2 separate regions of the Homo sapiens genome follow, and region 1 is linked to region 2. A link is a contact called in ENCODE Hi-C or POLR2A ChIA-PET data. All regions are on one chromosome and are shown on one strand. Each heading gives the region's core, a stretch centred on a gene start or an enhancer-like site at or near the end of the contact. The rest is flanking DNA. Distances are from core to core; before and after follow the strand shown.

Evidence for each region. A loop is a pair of places that touch in the nucleus more often than their neighbours do. ChIA-PET counts read pairs that join two places held with the same protein, here RNA polymerase II (POLR2A). Pooled maps may share reads with other maps.
Region 1: a loop to region 2 is called in a pooled map, with 4 times the contacts of the local background. The contact joins the enhancer-like site here to the promoter of GMPS in region 2. A Hi-C loop is called at or near these places in 6 of 50 pooled maps. POLR2A ChIA-PET finds 5 or more read pairs at or near these places in 2 of 52 experiments (Caco-2 and activated CD4-positive, alpha-beta T cell).

The regions. Positions count from the first base shown.
Region 1 is chr3:157,101,923-157,105,965 of GRCh38, reverse strand. LINC00880 (long intergenic non-protein coding RNA 880) reads left to right here. Exons shown (of 4, transcript NR_034007.1): 2 at 2,487-2,608; 3 at 3,874-4,031. Among named protein-coding and RNA genes, the nearest start is that of LINC00881, 14 kb to the right of the region's middle. RefSeq lists an enhancer at 160-209. Within about 2 kb of position 2,510, at least 5 of the 41 ENCODE cell types and tissues checked have a DNase peak (open chromatin) inside an H3K27ac peak, as active enhancers do.
Region 2 is chr3:155,868,162-155,872,027 of GRCh38, reverse strand. GMPS (guanine monophosphate synthase) reads right to left here and starts at 1,378. Exons shown (of 16, transcript NM_003875.3): 1 at 1,131-1,378. The coding sequence starts at 1,157. RefSeq lists enhancers at 585-1,344, 1,884-1,933 and a silencer at 524-1,743.

The DNA.
Region 1 (4,043 bases), core at 1,261-3,760, 1.2 Mb before region 2:
AGAGAAAATCAGCCACACAGTATCACATAGCTCTTTAAGAAAGTCCCTTGTCTGAAAGTTGGAGGGTTCCATCTTGGGGTACAACAGGAAAGCTAGACACAGAATTCAGAGTTGAGGCCGTACTTTCAGCCCTCTTATTCTACAGATGCCCTGAATAAACCAAGGATATGTCAAGAACCCAGGCCCTGGACAGTTTTAGCCATGTCACACTGACAACTGGTATACTAAAGCAATTTCAATTCCTCATCATCTGTCTCCATCTTTAACATCTTGTCTAAAACCATGCCCAGGAAGAATGTTCAGAGAATACAGGCTGCCACACAGATCAGGCGTTTCTCTCCAGGCTCCAACACACATGCTCAGCCTGGATCAATAAGCCTGACTGTGTCTCTCTGGCCGGGATGGGAAACTGTCTGGACACACAGGTGGAGGCAGCAAGACCCTATGGGCTGTTTCTGTTTTATGCTTACCCGGTTACCTTAGCAACAGCATCTGCACCGAGACACAAGAGGAAGCAAAGCACCACCTACCAATGCCCCCACTGAGAGGCATGGGGAGTAAAGTAAAAACCGGCCTGGAATCAGGAGGCTTCGGTTCCTGGCCTCTCTGCTGGCCCCTGGCTGGCTGCCCCTAACAAATCTCCTCACCTCCTGGGCCTGTTCTGGGCAGAACTGGGGCTGAGAGCTCTCTAGCTGGTTCAAGGTTTCTGTTGGGGAGCATAGTCTCTGGGTGAGAAGACCCTACTGTTTCTGCTCTGAGTAGCTTCAAGCACAGGAACTGTGTCAGCAAACAACTGTTTTTTAGCTAGTCTTCCACAACTTAACTTTTCAGTCTCCACCTGTGATGCAGAAAATGTTTGCTGAGCAAGCAGATGGTCGAGCTGCAAGAAGTCCTCACCAGGATGGACATTTCTTCAGCTGAGGTAGGAGGTAAACCTGGCTTTGGTCCTTGAAGGCTCATGGAGAAGAAAAGAGATTGAGGTAGTAAAAAATAATTATGAGCACTTCAACTCTACAATTACATGTAGTAATAATAATGACAATAAAAGTAGGACCTCCAGTATGATCTCTTCATGTCTGTTCTTGCCACATTCTCATAACCAGCTGTGAGGGAGGCAGAACAGAAATTATGACCTTCTTGTTGCAGTGGAGGACACCGAGGCACAGGGAGGCTGAAGACCCTGGGGCTGCCTGGGTGATGGCTGAGCTGGATCTGGACTGTGTGTCCTTTTCCTCCTGATCCCAGGACGTTTTTATTGGACATGACTCATGACAGCTATTATGAAGCAGAAACATCTTCCAACTTTGTTTGTGCAACCACGTTTAAACTTAATGCATGTCAGAGCACCTCTCTGAAGAAGGAAGAAAACTAAGATGGATTCATTCAACAAATAATGTGCTGAGCACGTACTTTGTGCCAAGCACCTGGGATTCAAAAATGAGCAATATGTGATCTCTACTCCCCAGCAGTTCAATTGATTAGGCAGGTTTTTTTTGCTTATTTAAATTTCTCATTTGTTATTGCATAGAAACACCAACCAAAAAGTGATACTCCCCATCCTGCAACTATTTTTGTATCCCCACGGAATTCCACTGGGCTGCATCCACTGATAGGAGAAGACACACTTCTAAAATTAGGAGAGGGTATCCAGGAACAAGGAGCAAAGATGAAAAACCGTAAGCAAATGCTAAAACCACCCCTGGCTCTGGGAGGGGCTTGGGCTGCGGGGAGATGAGAGAGGCCCCTTGACTTGGTGCAAAAGTGCTTCCAGGAAAGAAGCTGGGAGCCGCTTCCTGGACAAAGGCTGAGGGACTGACAGGGAGTCAGAGAGGCAGCCCCAAGAACCACTACTACATGCCACAATCAGATGCTGGAAGGAAACCCAAAGTCCATTCTTTGAACACACAAAGTCATTGAGGTCCTGTTTCCACAGATGAGAGTTTGGGGCCACACCCCACCCATAGCAAATCCTTTTCTGAATTGATGTGGTAGAGTGTTAAGGGCAGAGGCTTAAAGCTCCAAGCTAGCTTGACAATGGGCATTCCTGTCACTAAATCTCAAAAAAACACTTTTTATCATTTTACCTCTTTCCCTAGACTGGGCCCAACCATGCCTTGTCCTATGAACAGAAAAAGTATTCAAGCTGCTCTCTTAAAGCAGCTTTTATCTCCTCAGTGAAGTGGCAATTTTGGGACAAATTTCCACATGAAGAATCAAAATGTTCCAAGCCTAAATAGGGTTCTAGCAACACACTCTTAACTCACAGAAAAGAGCCTCTAACTTAGATTTCTGCTTTCCTTTGCAGAATCTGTAGCCTGAACACACTGGTTTTAACTCCACAGGCCTGAAGACACAAGCAGAAGAGACTCAGAAAAGCCAAGGACTGAGTGAATTCACAATGCAAGCAGAAACATCAGCAGGCAAATTAGGGCCCACATGGTTTCGGTTTTAATGTTCTTTGTTTTGTTTTGCATTTTTCTTTACAGATGGCGTACTGCTCTGTTGCCCAGGTTAGAGTGCAGTGGCTTGATCATAGCTCACTGCAGCCTTGAGCTCCTAGGCTCAAGCAGTCCTCTTGCCTCAGCCTCCTGAATAGCTGGGACTACAGGTATGTGCCACTGAACCTGGCTTGTTGTTTTGCTTTCTAAGACCACATTTACATTAGCCCATCTATTGTTCAGAGTCTTGCTATGTTGCCCAAGCTGGTCTCAAACTTCTGGGATGAAGGGATCCTTCCACTTCACCCTCCCAAGTAGCTGGGAGTACAGGTGTGTGCCACTGTGTCCAGCTTAGCCCATCTTTTTTTTGTTGTTGTTGTTTTTAAATTTTACTTTAAGTTCTGGGATACATGTGCAGAACGTGCAGATTCGTTACATAGGTATACATGTGCCATGGTGGTTTGCTGCACCCATTAACCCGTCATCTAGATTGTAAGTCCCACACGTATTAGGTACTGGTCCTAATGCCCTCCCTCCCCTTGTCCCCCACCCCCTGACAGGCCCCAGTGTGTGATGTTCCCTGCCCTGTGTCCATGTGTTCTCATGGTTCAGCTCCCACTTATGAGTGAAAACATGCGATGTTTGGTTTTCTGTTCCTGTGTTAGTTTGTTGAGAATGATGGTTTCCAGCTTCATCCATGTCCCTGCAAAGAACATGAACTCATTCTTTTTTATGGCTGTATAGTATTCCATGGTGTATATGGGCCACATTTTCTTTATACACTCTATCATTGATGGACATTTGGGTTGGCTCCCATTTTTAAAACAGCAAAGAAATGCTATAAGAGCCAGGCCATTGGGGGTACAAGTGAAGTTGAATTATCTTCATGTTATAAACATAAAAAATTAGACCCAGAACTTGAAAGAGGTCTTAGAAATAATTTACTGACTTTATGTTTCAATGAACAGTCTGAGGCCTCAGTCATACTGATAGTAAGTATGACTAGCTACCACTTATTGATCTCCCACTCAGAATCCAGCACTGGGTAAGGATCATGTAATGGTTTGCCAGGGCTGCTGTAACAAAGCACTGCAAACTGTGTGGCTTAAACAACAGAAATGTATTGTCTCACATATTCAAGATCAAGGTGTCGGCAGGGTTGGCTCCTTCTGAGGGCTGGCAGGGAAGGATCTGTTCCATGCCCCTCCCTCCCAGCTTCTAGCAGTTTGCTAACAACCTTTGGTATTGTTGAGCTTGTAGAAGTGTCACCCTGAGCTCCGCCTTCATCTTCACATGGTGCTCTCCCTGTGTGCATGCCTGCCTCTGCGCCCAAATTTCTCCTTGTTATAAGGACACCAGTCACTTGGGATTAGGGTCCACCCTAATGACTTCATCTTAACTAATTATATTTCAAATGACTCTATTTCCATATAAGGTTCTATTCTGAGGTACTAAGGTTAAGACCTCAACATATGAATTCTGGAGGACAAAATTCAACCCAGAAGTCTACCTTGTATTGGGTCCTCACGGCAAGGCTGCAAAACCCGGGGGGTTGGTGGCCCAGTCCCACCTCCCATGAGCTAATGAATGTGGGTAAGTTGTTTA
Region 2 (3,866 bases), core at 129-2,628:
AGCGTACAGAGGAGGTGTATCTTAATGAAGTAAATCGCAATTCAAAACTGCACGGTTTCCCGCTGGCAAAACTGACTTAGTGAAGGTCAGAAAGAACTCCAGGCCAATGAAAATTTTAATACAGAGGTGAAAGCGAAGGTGCCCAATTCAAAAGCGGGACGAAAGTAAGAGGAACGGTCTAAGAAAAGTGAGTTGGAGGAGAGATGAGCAGCAGCGGTCAAACGTGCTCTCCCCGCCGGGTACGTCAAGGCGGCAACTTTTCCAGCACTCCGGAACTCCGGACTGCCCAGGCCTCGGGCGAGCTGGCACGGCTCGCGTCCCGGGGAGGGACCCCAAAGGCGGGGAAGCGGGTTACCCCGCAAACCAGCAAGCTCGACAGGGAGCAAGCTGGACGGGGGCGGGACCTGGACACACACCCTTTCCTCTCTGAGAAGGAAGCGGGGAGGGAGAACGGAGTGCGCGACCCTGGGGCCACCAGCCCTCACGCGGGCCTGCAGGGGCGTTGGGGGAGGGGGAAGACAGTGCAGCTCCGAGGGGTTCGTCCAGAACCGGCCTAACCGCCGCGGAGCCCAAGGCTGGCGGGGGGAATGGAGCGGGCCTCGCCGAGGGCAGGCGGGAAACGGGGTGGCGGGAAGACCAGAGGCCGGCCCAGCTCCAACGCCGCACAGGAGGCCCCGACCCTGCCCTGCCTTCGGCGGGCCCCGGGATCGCCACAACGGGCCCCCAGCCTCCCAGAGGGACGGGGTGGGAGCCGAGGAAGCCCCCACCCCGACACGCAGACACACAAGCCCGCTCGCCGCCCTACCCCCACCCTCGCGCCGCGCTCGCGGGCTCTGCGCCCCACAGCGGCGCGGGGGAGGCGGGGGCCAGCGACGCGGCCGCGGGGAGCTGATGCCCTCCCCGACGCCCGGACCTCGACACGCAGACAAGATCAACAAAGCATCGCCGCTCCCGAGATAAAACATGCCACAGGCCCCGACCAGGGACTCTACGACGCGTGGCTGCCCGGGGCGCAGGGCTGCGCGGACGGGCTGGGGGAAGGGGGTGGGGAAGGGCCTCGCGGGGTGGCTCCCCGGTCCGGGAGCCTCGCCTCCGCCGGGATGCGGTGCTGCAGGGACCCCCACGCTGACCTTGGAGTCTCCGTTGCACAGAGCCATCGGGGCCAGGGCCGGAGCCGCGGCGGTGACGGCGACAGTACGAGACGGGGCGGGAGGGTGCCGGAAGGGTCGGCGCCGCGGGCTGAGGTTGAGAAGGAGGCCTGGTCGAGGAGCAGCCGGCAGCGGAGAGGAGCCAGCCGCCAGAAAAGCGCCGAATGGAGCAACAGCAGCGGAGCGCGGGCCCCAGCGCCGCGGGAGAGAAGACCAGCAGCGCGCACGCTGCCCCCGCCTCCTGCTTCCGCCCCGGCCGGCCACTGGGAGGAGCCAGAGCCCGTTCGGCTTGGCAGCCGAGCCTCAGATACCCTCCGCAGCCGCCGCCAAACCGGCCGGCCCTCGAGAGGAGGGGCTCGCGGCGCCCGGCCCCGCCCCCAGCCCGGTCCCCGCCGGCAAAGCCGGCCGGGTCTCCCGCGGCCCGCCCTTGGGAGGAGGAGCCCGCGGCATCCACCGGCTCCGCCCCTCCTGCCCTCGCACCGAGGAGCCCGCCCCGGAGGAGGGGCCTGTGGCGCCGGCCAGGAGAAAAACCGAAGCCGAATCCGAGCTAGTTTGCTGCTGCCGGATTTGCCTGCTACCTTGGATGACTTCGGGAGGCTGGCGGCACCGAAGAGGCCTCCTGAGAGCTGGGCCCCTGGCGGAACTCTTAGCCGGTGGCGTGGCCTTATCTCAGGTTGCTGGACATGAAGGAGGCCAAGGCTGCTTTGGAAAGTTCCGTGGCCATATCTCAAGGATGTCATTGTAGGAACTGATCACTTAGATACTTCAAAAGTTATACAGCTCCCCACAAATACAGCAGGTGCAGTATTTCCAAAGAAAAGGGAGTTTGGGAGTGGTAATCTGGTGAGCAGCTGGCCCAGGGAACTGGTCGTGAAGCTCTGTTTGCACAACAGTGTTTTTATTGGAATTGTTTGTGGGGAAGGGGCTGCAGTCCCTCCACCTACCCCTTGGCAACCATCATGATGATGAGGTGTTACTTTGAATTTGGTTACCTAGAGGCCTAAATCGAGATTGGGGTATAAAGAATAATACTTGAGATGGCTTCCAGCTAACAAAGCCTTTCCACAAATATTTTTATTATAATACAGCCAACATTTTGCTGCAGTCATTCTTGTGTCAGACTGTAGCTAGGGTATTAAGGAGCCAGAGTGAGAAAATACTTTAAAAGCTAACTTTAACCAATCCCGTGAAAGTAGTAAGGTAGGATTGATGTTCTTATCCTTTTTACAAATGAGGAAATTGAGGCTTAGTGAGATAATGTGCCTCTCAGTATATATAGAATGTAAGGCCTGCCCAATCTGGGAAAGTGTAGACAGTTTATTAGTGAAATATTTACAAAAACGAAAGGCTTAAGGTCCTAGTGGGCCTGAGACTTAAGTATTTCGCTTACCTTTTTTTGAACGGAAAATTGAATATTTGAACTCTCCAAAGCCATGGATACTGGCTTCTCTGGGTAGGTCTGTATGCACAATCTAAAGAAGAGTGCAGTAACCAATAGGAGAACCTCAACTTACATAAACATCCACCCCTAATGGAGTGGAATGTGATGTGATATACTGGCATTAAGGATTGGCTAAGTCCCATCTATCTTAAACAATGCTTAGTTTAAATATATTCTAGGCTGGGCGTGGTGGCTCACACCTGTAATCCCAGCACTTTGGGAGGCCTAGGCGGGTGGATTACCTGAGGTCAGAGTTCCAGAACAGGCTGGCCAACATCATGAAACCTGTCTCTACTAAAAATACAAAAATTAGCCAGGCGTGGTGGCATGCGCCTATAATCCCAGCTACTCGGGAGGCTGAGGCAGGAGAATCGCTTGAACCCGGGAGGTGGAGGTTGCAGGGAGCCAAGATCATGCCATTGCACACCAGCCTGGGTGACAACAGCGAAACTCCATCTCAAAATAAACAAATAAATAAATAAATTCTAGTGGTCACCTGTGCTTAATGGCTAAGAATGTTGGCATGCACACAATATAGGATCCTGATATTCTTTCTTCTTTAGCTTCTGACTCTATTGACCCATCCCTCTTTGTTGAAACTGGATTTTCCTTAAAATGCACCAAAAAGTTGTCTTTTTATCTCTGTGATTGCTCTTGGTTGCCTTTGCTAGCTCCTTTTCCTATGTCTGGCCTTCAGGAGCTTTAAGTGTTGGATTTCTTCAGTATTTCTATTCCTAATCCTTTTCTCATCTTACTCTTCCTTGGAGCACTTGTTTAAAAATACAGACTTGTTGGCCAGGTGCGGTGGCTCACACCTGTAATCCCAGCACTTTGACAGGCCAAGGCAGGTGGATCACCTGAGGTCAGGAGTTCGAGACCAGCTTGGCCAACATGGTGAAACCCTGTCTCTACTTAAAAATACAAAAAATTAGCCAGGTGTGGTGGTGGACACCTGTAATCCAGCTACTTGGGAGGCTGAGGCAGGAGAATTCTTGAACCTGGGAGGTGGAGGTTGCAGTGAGCCAAGATCGTGCCACTGCATTCCAGCCTGGGCAACAAGAGTGAAACTCCACCTCAAAATAAATAAATAAATAAAATACGGACTTGTTAAAATACCCTTAATATGCTCTATGTTTTAACAACTCTGTTCTGTGCTCCAGACCCAGATAACTATATTCATCCTCAGTTCAATTGTCAGTGTCATATTAGGCCCCAAACTCAACAAGTTCAAAACAAAACTTCTTTCCCAAACTTCTTATTGACACTCACTTTTTATT